Linked DNA regions of Homo sapiens: region 2 is linked to region 1. Evidence: chromatin contacts called from ENCODE Hi-C or POLR2A ChIA-PET data. All regions are on one chromosome and are shown on one strand. The core of a region is the stretch at or near the end of the contact, and the rest is flanking DNA. Distances in the headings are between cores, read along the strand shown. Region 1 holds the start of CFAP20DC-AS1 (CFAP20DC antisense RNA 1). Region 2 overlaps CFAP20DC-DT (CFAP20DC divergent transcript).

Region 1 (6,271 bases), core at 632-3,131:
AAAAAAAAAAGACTATACAGACTGATCCCTTTCCATCTTTGCTCATAGTGATTTTTAAGTGTTAGAAAACAAAAAAGTAACCAATGGAAACTTTTCAAATAAAAACTGCTGACACGAACACATAGAAAGGTGAACAACTAGCTGTCTGAGGCTAGACATCCTCACCTACAAATGGATATTGATGGAGTTCAGGACATGGCATTTACAGTAGCAGGAAGGTCACTCTCACCTTCTCCTGTTCTCCCCTGCAGCTGGTCATAAAACATAGCTAGGATTTTCTGAACACCCCCTGGAGCAGGTCATAAGATACTCATTTGAGAGATGCCGTCCCTATCCCCTGAAGAAAGGAACATCCTTATCTCTGAAGACACAGGGACACAGAGAAGAATCTGAACAAAAGCCTTGCTGATTTTCTTCGTTTATTTCCATTAGCTCATATCTCCTTTGCCCAATCATATTTCTCCACCACTTTCCTCTCTTCATCAAACCTGGAGTAAAAATATTCAAGTTTCACTGTTTGTTCAGTTCTTCATTTCCTTATAAAGACTCCTGTATCATGGAAAACTTACATGAAATAAATTTGTATGTTTTTCTTTTGCTAATCTGTCTTTTGTTGCAACAGAGGCCTTGGCGATGAATCCAGGGTGGGTGAGAAAAAGATATTTTTCCTCCCCTACAATATGCTTATAAACATATGTAGCAGTAAACCTATTTCTAGGTAGGTAGCATCCTGTGAAAGCACCAATGAAATAATATAGAATTTGTTTTGATTTTGGCATTCAGTCATACCTAGAGAATATCGTAAGTAGATGCAAAGGGATGACAACCAGTATCTACAATGAACTACGACCATCATCATAATAGCGGCGATTGACATTTATTGAGTACTTATGCTAATTCTTGGTAGATATGATCTTATTTGATCCTCAGAGCAATTCTATGAAATAAATAGGATGAACAACTACATTCAACAGAAGAGGAAATTGACACTGGGTATTAACCCAGGATCGTGCCTGCCAGGAAAGAGTGGAGCTAGAATGTGAACCCAGGCAGTCTGAGTCCACAGCTTACCCTCTCAACCACTAGTCTGTAGTGTTTATTCCAGCTCGAGAGTGCATCTAGAGTGGTGACTATTTAAGTTTTTGAATAACAAAATGACAAAATCAGTTCTGTTTGTGGCAGGAAAAAAAAGTGACCCTGAAGAAATACATTTATTTGAAATATATATGACTATCTCCTTACCATAAATTAATTTCATTGTTTTCATTCTCATGACATGTCACTATGTATTTACAATTTAAAAAATCAGTTTTGCCACGTTACTAAATTTGGGACAATCATAAAATGTAATAGACAGTACTCTGAGAATAAGAAAAGTTTATTTCCTGGGGTGACTTTCATAGTCACTAAACACAGAACAACTTGCACATTTCAATATTTCCTCCTGACAGTACAGATACTGTCTCTATTGTCACTATTACACTGACTCTAATATCAGTTTTCGTATATCATTTCTATAGTTGTATAAGAACATCTGCTCATATGATTTATCTGCAGCTTAGCACAATCAACTGCATACCTTTTTAGTTCAGGAGGATTAAAAGAAAACTCATTCTACCCAAAGAGAGCTGAGAAGTTAATGAATCTGTAGATCAGAACAAATTAAAACCTATTAATTATAAGGAGTCTGAAATGCCAATATATTATATTTTGAATACACAGCAACCAGGAATATCATGCAAAAACGCTGATATGCTGTGGAGCAAAGAAATGGAACAGATCCCAGAAACTCAGGACCTCGGCCTTTTGGTGGCGCTGTTGCTATGTGCTAGTGCCAGGAAAACAGTATTCATATATAATTAACTACCACGGAGCACAAGCAGCTTTGCTTTTCCATGATCAAGCTGCTAGAGATTTTGGGGTGAGGGAGCGAAATGAAGGCTAAATAAAAGAACCGGAGATAAGATAATCCTGCCATGTTAAAAGGTAAAGATAATATTTTTATGTTGTTATGTAAAACCTATGAAAATGGCGATAATGTTGCAAGGTTAATCAAGACCATAAATAACTTGTCTGAGAACCTCACCATATGCCTGCAGTTTTATTAAGTGTATTTTGCCTCGTTATTCTCCGAATATTATGCTCTGCAACATGCCATGTTGATGGATGCATGCAATGAGCTTTTCTTTTCTTTTTTGTAAGCTAAAGAGACTTATGTGCTTGATATTAGGTATGGGAATTCTTTTTTTTTTTTTTAAGAGATGGGGTCTCATTGTGTTACCCACACTGGCCTTGAATTCCTGGGCTAAAATCCTCCTGCCTTAGCCTCCCAATTAGCTGGGAATACAGACCTGTGCCACCATGCCCCCGTTCAGGTTATGTTAATTATTAACCTGAAGGAATGACAGCTTTGGGGCATCTGCTCACAGGGTAGCTGCACAATAAACCTACTTTTCTTGAATCTACATTTGAGGAGAGACAGTGAAATGAAATATTGAAATAATGAGATAATGAAGGAGTTTATTTGGAAGGATCTGAGGGAGTCAGTCTGTATGCTGATGGTTAAACTCACATCAAAACAAACACTACAGAATCTCTGCTTACTCTTTCAGGTCTCAGTCGTCATAAAAAGGGAAAATGTCCTAGAAATTCTGTTCTGATCACTCAAGTGGCCCTTTGAGGAGAATAACCTTGGGGAAACAGCAGTTGACAGTCAGTGTGAGCTTACTCTGCTAAGCACCAGGCACATGCATTTCATGTACTCATTCGATTTGCATAATGCCAATATTAGGAAGGTTCTTTTATTATTTCCATTTCAAAGATGATCATGTCCATAAATGGCAGAGCTGGAATTTGAGCCCAGGTTGACTGATCTAGAGTTTATATTTGTTTGGGCATCCCATGAAGCAGTGTCCATTGATAGCTGTTCCTGTTCCTTAAAAAAAGAAAACACACACACACACACACAACATGGCTTTATGCTATTGTCAATCAAAATCCCTCACCAAGATAAAATTCACTTAAAATTCATTATAACTAACTCCTAGTGCCCTTCCAAAGGCTGCCGAGAGCCCAGTTTTTGAATAAATCTCACGAGGGCTACTCCTAACAGAAACTCTCCAAAATTGATTGATTGTAGCCTGGTTTCCACAGAAGTTGTAAAGTATTGTTTTAATTGAATTTGGTTCTAAGTTAGAAACTTTGAAAAATTTGTCTGTCAAAGGCCAATGGATTTCTCAGTAGGCTTGATTTATTTAGCAAGAGATGCCTACAAAAGCCAATTTGCTATGAGGAATGTGGTTACATTTAATTACACTTTTAAATGACTAATTTGTTATATCTAAACACCTTTTAAACAGTACATATTACTCTGAACTGTACAGATGCTGAGGAATCAAAGTTTGTGTTAAACACAAAGGATTTTGCTAAAGACTCTTCATTTTACTCTGCGTAGGCTTTCTGGCTTCAGACTGCAATGTGTGTGAAGTCGTCAGGTAAAAATGCTAAACTGAATGGGACCGGACTACATCTTTTTCTTCCTATTTGCAATCAGGCCCTGCTCAGAAGGAGATTTTCCTTTGGGTGTATATTTAATATCCATTTATCAAATCTTGAATTGAAAATATTACATGCATCACTCAGGATTTATTTAAGCAAAGCAAAGCTGATGTTTATTTTGGAATCTTGACGAAAATTATTTTAGAGTAAAAAATGAATTTTTAAAAATTATACTTTAAGTTTTGGGATACATGGGCAGAATGTGTAGGTTTGTTACATAGGTACACATGTGTCATGGTGGTTTGCTGCACCCATCAACCCGTCATCTACATTAGGTATTTCTCCTAATGCTATCTATCCCTCCCCTAGCCCCCTACACTCCGACGGGCACTGCTGTGTGATGTTTCCCTCCCTGTGTCCATGTGTTCTCACTGTTCAACTCTCACTTATGAGTGAGAATATGCAGTGTTTGGTTTTCTGTTCCTGTATTAGTTTGCTGAGAATGATGGTTTCCGGCTTCATCCATGTCCCTGCAAAGGACCTAAACTCATCCGTAAACAAGGAATTTTTAAAAATATTATTGATTGATTCATTCAAGTAATGACTGACAACTAGCTGTGATGCCTTGTGCTAGCCTTTGTGCTCCAACACAGAAGGTATGAAAGAACACAGGCAGGGTTCTGCCTTCAAGGAATTCACAACCAGGCCTGGGGATAGTGGTAACAGTGGTTGGCTAATGTCATAAGTGCTGTAATTGAGCCAGAAGATAACAGGGACCCAGAGAGGGAAGCGAATAATTCTGTTCAGGGTGGGATGAGGGTTGGGGAGAGTTTCATGAAGCAGTGACAAGTGAGTTGGGGCCTTCAGAAATAAGCAAAAGGAGGGATAAACAGTCAGAGTACAGAGAATTTTAGGGGCAGTGAAACTACTCTGTATGATACTATAATGGTAGATACATGTCACTATACCTTTGTCTAAATCCATAAAATGCACAACACCAAGAGTGAACCCTGATAATGTGACAATGATGTGTCAATGGAGGTTCATTAATTGTAACAAATTACCACTCTGGTGGGGGACACTGATAATAGGGTTCGTCTCAATTTTGCTGTGAACCCAAAACGGCTCAAAACAATTATAAGTCTTTAATAAAAAATTAGCCAAAAACCAAAAAACCAAAACAGAAATTAAAGAGCCATTTTCTAAATAGAGAAGGAGCTGCCAGACAGAGAAGAGATGAGCATGGCCTGATCTGAACACAGGGCATGGCTCACCAACTGACAGCCAAGTTGACAGTGTGGCAGGAGCAGAGTGGCTCACTTGTGTGTATGTTGGGTGGGGGGTGGGTAGCGAGACAAGCAAAACTCATTTCAAGTGCTACGCAAGCTGACAGAGAAACGAAGGCACTAAGAGGAGGTTATCTTGCTAAAGGAGAGACTCCCCACTGTCCCCTCCACCACAGACTTAATTTGGCTTCCTTTTGGAACTTGGAATTCCAGTCCCCTCTTGTCTGCATGGTAAACTTGAACTCATTCTTGAACTTTGGCTTAACTGTTGTCTTCTCTGTGAAAGCATCCCTGAAACCCACATGCGGAATCACTCCCTCTCACGTGTTCCCATAACTCGTTATTCTATCACTTGCCACCCTGAGTTACAGTGAGCCGTTTACCTGGGCTTCCCCACCAAAACTGTGAATACCTCAAGCTTGGATAAGGCTTTATCTGTATCCTCAGTAGCCAGCCTAGTTCACAGCACATGTGTGCCACTCAAAAACATATGTGTGGAATGAGTGAATGTGAGACAGACAAGCAAGCTTGTGGTGAGAGTTATCAGGGAGATACTCCTGACTCTTGTGGCAGAGAAGGTGTATCCTTCACAACGAGGCCTGGAGAAGGGCTACAGTGACTTTAGAGCTAAGTCTTGAGGATAATCAGGTCCACGGTACAGGGATAATGTGCAGAGTGCATCTAGGGACTACAGAATGGAGTGAAAGGTGGGGTGCAGTGAGAGATGAGGCTGGAGAGAGGGCAAGTCTCAGATCATGGGGGCTCCTGTATGCCAAGGTAAAGAGGTGATGGGGAGTCACTGAAAGGCTTTACCTAATGAAGAGATCAGATCAGATCAGATTTGGGCTTTAGGAAGATCACTAATGTGAATAATAATGATAATAATAATGACAGCTAAACTTCATTTATTAAGTACTTATGTCTCAGATACAGTGCCAAGCATTTTATAAGGGTCACAGCTTGGATCTCAACCGTGGAAATTTGACGTCAGAGCTGAGGCTCCTAACCACCAGGTTACAGTGCTTTGACTGGAGGCACAGAGATGTTAGGGGACTATTGAAGGAATTCAGATGAAAAATAAAGTGCATAAACCATAAAAAAGAGTGAAATCATGTCCTTTGCAGCAACATGGATGCAGCTGGAGGCCATTATCCTAAGCAAATTAATGCAGGAACAGAAAACCAAATACTGCATGTTCTCACTTATAAGCAGGAGCTAAACATCAGGTACTCATGGAAATAAATATGTCAACAATAGAAACTGGGGACTGCTAAAGGAGAGAGGGAGGAAGGGGACAGGGATTGAAAAAGTAACTATTGGGTACTATGCTCAATACCTGCATGAATGAATCATTTGTACCCCAGTCTTCAGTATCATGCAATGTACCCTGGTGACAAATGTGCACATGTACCTCCTCAATCTAAAATAAATACTGAAAAAAAAAAGTGCATAATCTGTCATGGGATTAAGGGGAAAAAAGAAAAAAG
Region 2 (7,114 bases), core at 4,204-6,703, 410 kb after region 1:
GACTACTAAGTGTCAAATGTACTAGGGGTTCAGCAATGAACAAAACAGATGAAATCCCAAACTCATGACATTTATATTGAGAGGTTAAAAATACTAAATATAATAAGTAAGTAAAATATTGAGTATATTCGAAGATGATAAAGTTTATACAGAAAAATAAAATAGGGTAAGGTTACGGGCAATGTTGTGGGGTTACAATTTAAGTAAGGTGGGCAGAGTAAGCCCTCACAGAGAAAATGACTGTTAAGAATAGAAGGGAGTGAGAAAGTAAGCTGATTGGGCATGTGAGATGATAGTTTTGTAGGCAGAAGGAATGGCCGTTGTGCAAGGTTTTAGTGTGTCTGGCATGTTCAAGGCTATCAAGAAGGCTAATATGGGAAGTTTGACGGAGAAGAAGATGAAAGAAAGAAATGAGGTTAGAGAGAAGCTTGATAATCATTTAAAAGACTTTAATGATGGTTATAATTTTTTTAATTTAATCAAATTTATTGAGGTATACATTGATATATAATGAAATGTACACTGATGAGTTTTCATAGATTTATATAATCTGTAACTACCACTATTATCAAGATATAGAAAATTATCATTACCCAGTAAATTCCTTGTGCCCTTCTTAGTCAATAATCAGCCCTCATCCCTGACTCCAGGCAACCACTGATCTTCTTTCTGTCACTAATGATTAGATTTGTCTTTCCCAGACTTTCATAAAAATGGAATTATACTGTTTCCTTTGGTGTCTGGCTTCTGTTGCTCAACATAATGTTTTTGAACTCACCCATGTTGTTGTGTCTATCAGTAGTTTGTTTCCTTTTTATTGCTGAATAACATTCCATTGTATGAATATACCTCAATTTAATTAGCTACTTACCTGGTGATGGACATTTGGGCAGTTTCTAATTTTTGACTATTATAAATAAAGCTGTCATGAACATCCATCTGCAAGTCTTTGTGTGGACATCTGTTTTCATTTGTCTTTCATTCAGGATAAATACTTCTATGGCTTGAATGATGGTGTTCCCTCCCAATTCATGTTGGCAGTGAATCTCCAATGCAACAGTATTATGAGGTGTGGATTTTGAGAGGTTATTAAGTCATGAGTGTTCTACCCTCATGCATGGAATTCGCATCCTTATAAAGGGGCTTGAGGTTGAAAGGAGCATTTTTTTAGTCCTTCTGTCCTTTCTGCCATGTGAGGACACAATTTTTGTCCCCTCCAGAGAATACAGCACAAGGCGCCATGTTGGAAGCAGAGAACAGCCTGCACCCAACAACAAACTTGCTGGCTTTTTTATCTTGGACTTCCTAGCCTCCAGAACTCTGACACAATACATTTCTGTTCTTTATAAATTACCCAGTGTGTGGTGTTTTGTTATAGCAGCACAAGAAGACTGAGACACATATATCTAGGAGTGGAATGGCTGGATCATATAGTAAGAGAATGTTTAGCTTTATAAGAGAGAATCAAACTATTTTCCAAGATGATTGAACTACTTTATTTTTCCACCAGCAATGTTGGAGAGTTCCCATTACTTCATATCCTCATCAACACTTGGTATTGTCAGGCTTCTAAATTTTGGTCATTCTAACAGATGTGGAGTGATATCTCATTATGGTGTTAATGTGCATTTCCCTGATAACGCGTGATGTTAACTACCTCTTCATGTGCTTATTACCTATAAGCATGTCTTTTTTTGTACAGATTCTGTTCAAATCTTTGTCTATTCTTTTTATTTGTTTGTTTGGCTTTTCTTTTCTTCTCTTTCTTTTCCTTTCTTTCTTTTTTTTTGAGATAGGATCTTGCTCTGTTGCCCAGGCTGGACTGCAGTGGCACGATCATGACTCACTGCAGCCTCAACCTCCTGGGCTCATTTGATCTTCCCACCTCAGCCTTCCAAGTAGCTGTGGCTACAGGCGTGTGGTACCATAACCTGCTATTTTTTTTTTTTTTTGAAGAGACGGAGTTTCACCATGCTGCCCAGGCTGGTCCCAAAATCCCGGCCTCAAGCCATCCACCTACCTTGGTCTCCCAAAATGTCGGGATTACAGATGTGAGCCACTGTGCCTGGCTGTTTGGCTTTTTTAAAAAAATTGAATCGTAAGAATCCTTCCTTTATTAAATTGTAGGAATCCTTATATATTCTAGACAAAAGTCCTTTGTCTTGTGTGTATGTATACTTAATATATGTACTTATACATATATACTCATACATATATAGTAATAATAGTTAACTATACCCAATATCAAAATAAATCAAATAATATGTAACACTATAATAATGTGTAACAGTACATCAATTTTCAAAAAATGCTAACACTTGTTTGGAGTTGTGTTTTTTTTGTTTTTTTTTTTTTTTGAGATGGAGTCTTGCTTTGTCACCAGGCTGAGTTCAGTGGCATGATCTCAGCTCACTGCACCCTCTGCCTCCCGGGTTCAAGCGATTCTCCTGCCTCAGCCTCCTGAGTAGCTGGGACTACAGGAGCATGCCACCACGCCCAGCCAATTTTTGTATTTTCAGTAGAGACGGGTTTTCACCATATTGGCCAGGATGGTCTCGATCTCTTGACCTTGTGATCTGCCCGCCTTGGCCTCCCAAAGTGGTGGGATTACATGTGTGAGCACCTGGGCTGGAGCTGTATTTTTAAAATAAACAGTTTAAGGGTCAGGACAATAGAGTGTACGAGGTATAGCACTTTAACACTGAAATTCCGGACAGAAGATTACTGTGCAGCACTCACTGATGTCTAAATATTTTGTAACTCACCGTGCAGAAGTATTATTGCAAATTCTTTAATTTCAAATTATATCATTAACTCTCCACTGGTTGCAGACTGAACAGCTTAATTTTACTTGGCACATTTCTTCCATTCCTTTTGGCTTGCTGAAATCACATAGCCTGGTGAACATATTAAACCTATAGATGTTACATACTGCTTCACAATTCAGATGGTTATTAACAATCCTTCTCTCAGCTCTTCAGCTCAATTCATCTAGAATTACCCTGATTATCTAGCATGACCTTCTGAATTCTCATAAGGATGAAGATACATGTCAGGGGATTAAAAAGATGCAGTTTGCAGTTTAGCTTCCTGGTGGCAATAGGAAGATCTATTTTCCCAACAGTTACTTAATTCCATCATAATATCTCCTTTACCTATAGGGAGAACAGCAGTATATTTCTTTGTGCTCAGCTTAGCCTGCCAGCTGAGTACTTCTCTTTTTCCTCCTCTACACCCTCCTTCCTGTGTTTCTCTAGTGTCCAAATACCAGAAACCAACCTTTCTATTTCCTGTGAGTTAGGAAATATTATCACAGCCAGGGTATTGTTGAGAAATTAAATTTAACAAATAAAAGTGCAGTGAAGTTTTAAATAAAAATCAGGCACATCGCTAGAATTTGCTTTTAACTGCAGACCTTCTAAGAAATTATATTTTTACTCCTAGCAAATTACCTAGGAGAAAAAAATGACAAGAGTAATCTATTTTTTTCACAGCTGGTCGGTTGGCCAGAGTTTCTCATCAAGGAGTACATGCTGTTTGCTCCCCAGATGGACAGCCTGGATGAGCTACAAATCCACAGAGCCTGGGACACAAGGTGGAAATTACACTGCCAGTACTTTTAATCTTGCACAGCTCTGCACACTTGAAATTGCAAGTGGCCCATTTCCAAATGAGCATCTATTGGGACAATATCCTATATCTTGTCAGAATGAGTCCCATTAAATCCTCAGCTGGAATTAGACCAAAAACTTGTAATAATTACAGTAAACTTATTAAAAAGTTGAAGCCCTAGACTGTGACAGTGAAAACACTCAAGCGACATTAACAGTAATTGAAATTTCTGTGAGTTTTTCTTTTTCAATCAGTCCTTGTTTATGGCTAAGCAAAAACACCGAAATGAGAAGGTGTGAAACCACAACACCCAGCTTCTCAGGGGGGGAATTGTCTTTTGTTTCATTATAAAACGTAGTGTTAGAATGGAAGTGAATTGCTCATTCTCAGCCTGGGGCACCTGCCAAACCCATGCCCCCACTCCCAGAAGGAGCTCTAGTCACCATCAGGAATGAATGACCCAGCCTCTCCCCAGTAGTGTGGCCCCCCTTTCCTCTCTCATCTGCTATTCTACCTTCAACATTCACTGCCTCCCCTACTAAGTTCTGAGAGTTAAAGACAAGAGTAATAAAGAAATGATTTGGAAACCTGGCCTAGCAAATATTTTGCTAGTACATTTCAGAGTTCTTTTCAAAAGTTGAAAATATTGGCCGGGTGCGGTGGCTTTTGCCTGTAATCCCAGCACTTTGGGAGGCTGAGAGGGGCAGATCAGGAGGTCAGGAGATCGAGACCATCCTGGCTAACACAGTGAAACCTGTCTCCACTAAAAATACAAAAAAAAAAAAAAATTAGCTGGGCGTGGTGGCGGGCACCTCTAGTCCCAGCTACTCGGGAGGCTGAGGCAGGAGAATGGCGTGAACCCAAGAGGCAGAGCTTGCAGTGAGCCAAGATTGCACCACTGCACTCCAGCCTGGGTGACAGAGTGAGACTGTGTCTCAAAAAAAAAAAAAAAAAGTTGAAAATATCAAAATAAACTTTTCTGAGCTTCAGTCACAAAGACGACTTTACTTTCAATCTATCTCCAGATGGGAAAGTTTTTAAAAGGAGCTTTATCAAGTTAGGAGACGCTCCCCAGCTCCCCAGCCTGTTTTTCAGGGACTGTACACTGAGCAAGCAGTACACCTGATTGTGCTTGTTTTTTTTTTTTTTTTTTTTTTTTTGTACTTCTGTATTTCTAGGAGTAATTCTTAGGCAACTGTAGTTTTGTTTTGTTTTGACTTTTACAACTCAGGATGACATGAAAGACAATTTGGACTCTTGAGAGAGGCACAGTAAAAAAAAAAAAATCTGAAAATATGGGTCATTGGAGGGCAGGCTATTCTCAATGGCAAGTGTGAATTAGAAGTCGTGTCTGATGAATGTAATCATATCCTTTTTTAAAAAAAATAGAAATTTCTAAGTTCAACCAAGTGCTCCAAGTAGGGGCCAAACCACAGCTGGAGTACCAGGTTGAGTTGTGGGTGTCAGATGGCAGGAGAGACAGAAACAAATTGGAGTAGACCCAGAGTAGAGTGACAAGGATGGTGAGGAGGTTCACATCCAAACCTCATGGGCAAGGTCAAAAGAGAGAACTCTTTGGAGACCTCACTTGGCTAAGAGGGAGTCACATTATTCTGCATGGCTGTAGGGGACAGAGGTGTGACCCAAGGGTGAAAGGTAGGAACACCAAGATAGAGTGTTAAGTCTTTTCTGACTGAGGACGAACTGTGCTGGAGAGGCTGACTGCATGGCTGTCTTCGCAATTTCACTTAGACCTGACCCTAAGTGAAGAAAGGAAGGAGAGGAAAAATGAGCCGTCAAAGATCAGAGTGCATTCCATTTCTGTGGAGGTGTCCAGGGAAGGGCTGGGCATTAAATGGAGTTATTGTGGCAGGGACTTACTCATGCCTGAACAATTGAAGAATAACTCTAGGTCCCTCCCAATTCAAATGTTGTGTGGTTTTATGGGACTGGATTTATTTCTTCAAGAGGATGAGACATATTTTGTCATTAGCGTCCAAACGAATGCCAGTACTCCATAGGAAAATCATTTTTCTTAAATATTTCACAGATTCTACTGTTACGATCTTTACAACCCTTTTCTTCTTAGATATTATGATGTAAACCTCATTCTAGTCAAATTTAAATGTATCAGGGATTCTGCGGTAGCTAAAATTTAATGAATTTGCTTTTGAAATGAGAAAAGGGATGATGATGATGATAATGATCATCGCCACTTTAAACACTTGTTTAAGAGTAAGATGTCATATTTTAAAGGGTTTAAACCATCTATAGAATGGATTCAGAATTGCCTATGCAGCATTTGTATTCTAAATATTCTGTGTTGTGAGAGGATAGTTATGGTGTCACTAGAGTTTTCATAACTTAAAATAGCCTCCTGACATGAGATGATTTTAGGCTCTAGAACAGAATTAGCATCTTTACCTGTTAGGTAATACATTATTTTTTGATTATTAAGTGATAGCTCTAATGAAAAGGCACTTCAGGGCCCCGGAATAGGTTCTTACTCAAATGCTGATGCGAGGTGCAGTGAGAAAGTATTGAGTGACAACATAGAACACGTTAGCTCTATTTTTATTCAAGCCCATAGCGGTGAAATCCTTCCTTGCACAGTGGACCAGTGTATCCTGGCCCAATTGCCTGCTCGGGAGGACAGTAAACCTAACAGAATCAGAGGACAGATAATTGAGGACAATTTAATCCTGCCTCCCAGGGTAGGTAGGGCAAAGAAAGCCCAGAAAGCGGTGAAAATGGCAGAAGGGTGGAGAAGAGAATTCCAGGGCAGCAGGATACACCACTACTTGTTGCTAGATAGCATTTAACTTACACATAATAAATCAACTTTCCTCCGTGGCTGTCTCCCTGTCAGCCCATGTGATCTCTTATTTGGCTTTTGCATGCATCTTGCCAGACCCTAGGGTGTAATCGTTTTTCCTAGTTTCTTAGGGGATAAAACAACAAAATGGCGGTGCCTGAGATGCATTTTCTCCTGCTTTCAGCACAATTATCCCAGAGTCCGCTTGGCCCTTAACCTGATTTCCTGCCCAAACCCCTCAGCCAGGACCAAGAAAAGGACTTCCTTCACTTGCCTGGGTGCCCTTGGCCTTGCCTGATAGCCTTTGTCGATTTCAGTGGGGATGAGCTCCGATTTGGGAGGATTTGCCTTAAGTCTTGAGTGCCCTCAGAATCTGCTTTGTTCCCCAGAGCAATCTTGGGGGAGCCTCACTTACCCAGGGAATGTAAATGCTGGAAAAAAAGTTTGAGGGCAAACTTCCAGATTCAGAGGGAGGGTCAGCATCCCCAGGACAATGCTGCCCCATCCAGTTTCACTCTCTTCCAGCTGACTGCTCAATGGACCCCAACTTCCTTTTCTTCTGTGCCAACCCCCACTGGCTAATGAGCAACCCAGGACTTGCACCCAGTTCCATTCCCCACAAAGGGCCTTCCGGTGGAGCCTCCTTCTGGCCTCCTCTGCACTTCCACATCTCCCTCTCTTTCCTCC

The links. Hi-C counts contacts between places; a loop is a spot of excess contacts on that map. ChIA-PET counts read pairs that join two places held with the same protein, here RNA polymerase II (POLR2A).
Region 2: a loop to region 1 is called in a map of MCF 10A, with 4 times the contacts of the local background. The contact joins the enhancer-like site here to the promoter of CFAP20DC-AS1 in region 1. A Hi-C loop is called at or near these places in 1 of 168 maps with a recorded cell type or tissue (MCF 10A). POLR2A ChIA-PET finds 5 or more read pairs at or near these places in 2 of 52 experiments (GM10248 and K562).

The regions. Positions count from the first base shown.
Region 1 is chr3:58,822,590-58,828,860 of GRCh38, forward strand. It overlaps CFAP20DC-AS1 (CFAP20DC antisense RNA 1), which reads left to right and starts at 1,882. Exons shown (of 3, transcript NR_110820.1): 1 at 1,882-1,986. All of the region lies in intron 14 of CFAP20DC (CFAP20 domain containing), which reads right to left.
Region 2 is chr3:59,231,843-59,238,956 of GRCh38, forward strand. All of the region lies in intron 4 of CFAP20DC-DT (CFAP20DC divergent transcript), which reads left to right. Among named protein-coding and RNA genes, the nearest start is that of CFAP20DC-DT, 150 kb to the left of the region's middle. Within about 2 kb of position 5,454, at least 2 of the 41 ENCODE cell types and tissues checked have a DNase peak (open chromatin) inside an H3K27ac peak, as active enhancers do.